Regions from separate parts of the Mus musculus genome. Here region 1 is linked to region 2. A link is a loop called in an ENCODE intact Hi-C map of the cell type or tissue named here. Cell type or tissue: heart. All regions are shown on one strand. Each heading gives the region's core, and the rest is flanking DNA. Links, peaks and the distances in the headings are about the cores only. Region 1 holds the start of Gm49249 (a long non-coding RNA gene). Region 2 has its middle 6.7 kb from the start of Nipbl.

What was found. Peaks named below come from ENCODE experiments on the same cell type or tissue, not always from the same donor. Only the 100,000 strongest peaks of a DNase experiment are listed, where the experiment ranks them.
Region 1: it touches region 2 in a loop (2.5-fold over the local background); 2 of 42 quality-filtered maps call a loop at or near these places.

What each region holds. Positions count from the first base shown.
Region 1 is chr15:8,510,408-8,513,332 of GRCm38, forward strand. It overlaps Gm49249 (a long non-coding RNA gene), which reads left to right and starts at 822. Exons shown (of 3, transcript XR_003951627.1): 1 at 822-1,985. In heart, for the core only: no CTCF peak of the experiment used is centred there; a DNase peak (open chromatin) is centred at 1,624.
Region 2 is chr15:8,449,712-8,452,636 of GRCm38, forward strand. It overlaps a transcript of Nipbl not described here. Among named protein-coding and RNA genes, the nearest start is that of Nipbl, 6.7 kb to the left of the region's middle. In heart, for the core only: a CTCF peak has its summit at 1,512 (motif pointing right); a DNase peak (open chromatin) is centred at 1,540.

The sequences.
Region 1 (2,925 bases), core at 243-2,742, 61 kb after region 2:
TAATTTCCTAGAATCAAAAAAAACTTTCTTGATGGCTAGAGAAATATGGCATTTTAGAAAATAATGCAGTTTTTAAAAAGAAATAATGGAACTATTATTTTTAAATAGTTTTTAAAATTAAGATATATAATTACATTATTTCCCCCTTCCTTACTCCCCCAGCCACGCCATGTACACACCCCCTTGTTCTCTCTCACATTCTAGACTCTTTTTTTTCTTTCTTTCTTTTTTTTTTTTTTTTTTTTTTTCCCGAGACAGGGTTTCTCTGTGTAGCCCTGGCTGTCCTGGAACTCACTCTGTAGACCAGGCTGGCCTTGAACTCAGAAATTCACCTGCCTCTGCCTCCCAAGTGCTGGGATTAAAGGCGTGCCCTGACCTCTTTTTTATTTTGTTTATATATTTATATATAAAAATGAATATATATTCCTAAACACATAAATAGAGCCATCACAGTCTATATAATGTTACTTGTGTGTCTATAATTCAGGGCTGACCACTCAGTATTGGATAGCCTGTTGGTGTGCTCTTCCCTGGGGAAGACTATTTCTTCTGTTCTCCGTATTCCTTAGTAGCCTGTATTTCTTTTTTTTTTTTTAAAGATTTATTTATTTATTATATGGAAATACATTGTAGCTGTCTTCAGACACTCCAGAAGAGGGAGTCAGATCTCGTTACGGATGGTTGTGAGCCACCATGTGGTTGCTGGGATTTGAACTCTGGACCTTTGGAAGAGCAGTCGGGTGCTCTTACCCACTGAGCCATCTCACCAGCCCCGCCTGTATTTCTTTATGTGATGTTCACACCCTTCAGTCTTTCTCCTATACACACATTAGCATATCTATTGGTATAATCCTTGTTCCGGTAGAACTATTCTTAACAACATTTGCTAAATTGGCGGAAGAAATTATTCAATAAAAGTGGTTATCTAGCAGGTACAGGATGTGAAATCAATCAGAAGGCTGCCACTTGAAATCTTCACGATTCTTGATCTTATAATATTGATACATTTGGATGTATCAATGATAGAATATTGCTCACAAGAAAGTAAGAGAGTAACCATTGATGAATCACAAGATAAAGAAAGAAAATAGCATGGAAATTCAGAAAAGGATGAGCCCAGGAGAGCTGCCCTTTATATTGAGGGCTCAACGGAACTCACTGTCAGCTGGATCTGGAATTAGAAGACCTGGGTTAGGACCTGGTATGGCTCTGGCCCTGAACACATTTATTCTGAAAAGACCTCTCACTGTTTGCCCTCAGATCTATTTATTGCCCTCTCTGTTTCACAGTAGAATGCGTATGTTGGTAGTGTGGAGGTGGAGTTAGGGGAGAAGTCTCATTTCTTTGTGATTCTGTTGATTTGTTCGCTCTCCACCCAACTCATATGCTGAAATTCTAACCCCTGTTGGTGACAATATTTGGAAACAGCGTCTTTTGGAAGATTAATGAGGTCAGAAAAGTAGGGGCTGTTTCAGCAACTTTTGTTATTGCTGTGAACAAATACTTGACCAGAAGCAACTCAAAGGAGGAAGGGTTTGTTTGGACCATGGTTTGTGGGGTTGGGGTGTGGGAGGCTGTGGAAGCTGTGGAGCAGCTTCAAGCTGCGGCTTCAGGAGCAGGAGGCGGCTTACTCACTTCCGGGCTTATCGCCATGAAATTGAGGCAACAGGAAACGAGGCCACTCTATAAAATCTTAGACTCTCTCGCCCAGTGACCCACTTCCTCTCTCTAGTCTCCACTTCCCAAAGATCCCACAGTCTCCTAAAATAGTGACAGCAGCTGAGAATCAAAGGATGAAACGCTCGAGCCTTTTCACACTAAAACTTTGATGGATCCCTAATCTGACGGGGCCATGGTTTTATAAAAAGAAAAAAAAAGACGTGTATAGGTCTCTTTTGAACACACAAAGATACAGCAAGAAGACAGCTGTCTCCAAGCTAGAAAGAGCCGGCACACTGACCTTCAACTTCACAGCCCCTGAAACTGTAAGTAGAAGATGTCTGCTGTTTAAACTGGCCAGGTCATTATTCTGTTACAGCAACCTAAACATACACAGGTGCTGGGTTCCTGTGTGGGCAATAGTGGCCACAAGGACACTGGGACAGGAAAAGAATAGAATTGCAGGGGTAGTTCTTCCCTTCTGGCTGCCTCAGCAGCACCTCCAGTAGCAGGTGTGGCTCTGGGATTCTAGTATCTACAGGTAAGTATCTTCTTGTCCTTGCAGCCCAGGGAACCAATAGCCATTGCTGGTACTGGATGCTGTTTATCTCCATCTCCTATGTTACCAATCCTTTCGTATTAAAGTCCCTTTGATATAAACAGATGCTTCCTGTTTGAAATTCGACTGAGATTAGAGTACATTTTGAGAAACGGTGAAAGCAGAGGCTGGAGAGATGGCTCAGCAGTCAAGAGCATTTACTGTTCTTGCAAAGGATGCCGGTCCCCCAATCCATATTCCCAGCACCTATGTTGGGCAGCTGGCCTGTAACTTCAGTTTCAGGAGATCTGATAACCTTTGTGCTCCTTGGACACCTGCATACATGTGACACATATAAACTCATTGAGGCACATGTACATACACTGAACAAAAATGTGAGAAAATGAAGTGGCCCTTAAAATAATATACCATGAAGCTATGCTATAATGTGCCGTTCAAGTAGTGGCAGCAGGCTAATCATTCACAGATGTCAGCCTGCAAATGTCTGTCTTTGCCTCTCTTGTTCAAGAAGGGCACACGCTGGTGGTCTGTCTACTCCGGTCTAATTGATCATGCCAGAGAACTCAAAGGGATCCATCACAGTCATGTCGCTGACCCACTCACAGCAACACCCACCCCCAGCCCCTGCCTTCAGAGTGTGCGCTGAGGCTCACAAAGGATCATTTCAGCTGAGATGGTCAATGGAACTGAGAGACCAGGGTAGGAAG
Region 2 (2,925 bases), core at 237-2,736:
CTAGACTACCTCTGGTTTAGAGGGGATTTTTATCTTTGAAGGAAGAGTGCAAGATGTGTTTAAAATCTGTCCCATCTACAGTAGATAAGAGGGAGGCTTCTAAGAGTTGTTTTCAATGTTCTTTGGGCTGGGTTAGCTTGTTATCAGAGCGCTTGCAGGATTATCTTAAATTTAAATGCATTATCATAAAGTCATAAAATTATTATGACAAAAAATATGACAGTATATTTATTGAAAATAGGAATCTAAGTGCATTGGACATGGTAAAGGCGTATTTTGTTGTTGTTTAGTTTTGGTTTTTCAAGACAGCATTTCTCTTAAACTGACTGTCATGGAACTTGTAGACCAGGCTGGCCTTGAAATCCGAGACAGATCCACCTACCTCTGCCTCCCAAGTACTGGGATTAAAGACTTGCACTACCACCACACAGCTCATATGTTAAAATAAATATGTATCTTGTTTATATGTGTGTGCTTTACTGGGTTGTTTTTTAAACTGTATTTCTTACTGTGAGTTATAAGCAAAAGGGGGATTTTTTTTCCATTGTGTAGCTTTAAAACAAAACAAAGTTTAGTTACTATTTGCCCTAGAAAATATAAAAAAAGAAATGTTATAATGTTGCCTATAAAATAGTGAATTTTAGCAGAACAATAGATATTTTAAAGAAGACTTGATACTCTTTTCAGGAAGGCACCTTCAAGGTAATGAAAATGTTGATATAAAGTGTGAATTATGATTCAAGCTTCACAGAAAAAGCATTTTTCTCATGGATCAACATCTATTTTGGTGCATTTTGTAAGCTAACATTAAAATAATAAACATGGGACAAATGTTAGGTTTCTGTTCCATTCCCTCCCAATTTCTCTTAACTTTTATACCCATATTGTCAGTACAGGAATTGCCATCTTTTACAGAATATTATAAGTTATGTTTTAAATGATAAAAATGCATTTCCATTCAAAAAAACTATTCAATGAGGGTTTTCTGTATAGCTTAAGTATATTATTTCTTAATTAACTTTGATTTGCTACCCAATTTATTGTCTATTTACATACATGTGATTAAAATTGCATACAGAATGTTAAAAAGGAAAATATACAAGAACTGTGAACAGAATCAAAAGAAGTATACAATGAAAAAAAAAATAACCCAAAGAAAATAAGGATTATATCATGCTGAGATTTTTAATAATATTTAAACATCTTTTTTTTTCATCTTATTTACTCTATTAGATTACAGTATTTTATTGTTGTGGTCTACTTAAGAGCCTTAAAAGGTGTTGGTTTTCACCACATCTTAGAGACCAGTTTGTGTGTACATATCAAGAACCTGCTTCAAAACCAAACCAAACCAGAAGTGTTTTTTAAAGCTGCTAATACTGGATTCCTTCCAGTGACAGATACATTAAATCTTACATTTTTTTAAAGTGGCTAAGCATAAGTTTTATAAGAGATAAAATGATCCAGTTGGACCAAACCTGTGTACTCTGAATACTACTACTACTAACCAGCAGGGGGAGTGAGTCGCCCTTGAAAGGCAAGCGTTAGGAAGACCACATGACTTCCTGTTTTGAATTTAACTGTTGTGGCAGCTGTTCTCCTGTTTAGTGTAGCAAAAAGCAATCAGAGAGAGACAAAGGCTACTACTGTATCAGATGTGGCTATGGTGACATAGTTAACCTTCAAAATTACTTTATAGGGAGCAAATTGGGAAAAAAGAATACATGTGAACCCAAAAATTTTTATGTTAAGCGATTTTACATTTCTGATTAAATTAGAAACAGCTCTTGGGAGAATGGCACAAAAGACATCTCTTTAAAACAAGATGTTAAGCCAGACATGGTGGCATACGCCTTTAATCCCAGCACTCGGAAGGCAGAGGCAGGTGGATTTCTGAGTTTGAGGCCAGCCTGGTCTACAGAGTGAGTTCCAGGACAGCCAGGGCTATACAGAGAAACCCTGTCTTGAAAAACCAAAACAAAAAAACAAAAAAAAACCAAGATGTTAAAAACTCAGGCTACAAAATGTGCTAACATCAAGATACTGAGTTTCTTTTTGCCCTGGGTGAGTGGGGGAAGGTGAAATGTGAATCAGAACAAAGCAGAGAGGACCAACCATGAGGCAGAGGAAACTTAAATCGGAATACAGCGCAGAAGAAGTGGAAATGTCACAGTATTCCAGGCTATGGTGAACAGAGAGAAAACAGTAACTTGGAGCCATGGCAAACTGCTACCCAGGTGTCAGAGTCAACAGTTCTTAGTATTTTGTGTTTAAAGTCGAAATTGATTTCTAAGTAGACACATTTTAAAATGCAAATAACTAGATCAAAAACTTGTTGAATTTTATATACACTTAAAGCAAAATACATTTTTGTTAGAGTATTATTACATTGAAGTGATTTTCCACAATGAAGTTTGAAAATAGACTTCAGTATCCATTATAAACACAACAAATAATACAATACTAGTTTTATAAGACTGCAGGAGTTACAATGATAAGTTTTATAAGACTGCAGGAGTTACAATGATAAGGGAAAGCTTTGAAGGTCTCTTGCAGGAGCCTCAAAATGCCTAATGAGTAGTTAGTTATATGTTGAATGAACAGGTATGATCTATTTGTTATTATTTCAAGTAGAACTAACTGCATCAAAATAGACTTAAAGACCCAGACACTGTTATACGATTGAATAATGAACTGAATTGTGGTAGCCTAGCCACTTACCCAATATACAATTGCAGAAATGCTATCTGAACTTTCAGATAATGAATCCAGGCAAGTTTTAGCCAAAGGTATGTTAACTTGCATTTATTCATTTAGAAAATGTATTCCTTCAACTCTTAACTACTATCATACAAAACATCTTCATTATAAACTAAACAAAAACTTAAATTCAGTGAGACTTAATGGCATTGAAAATTGGCAGGA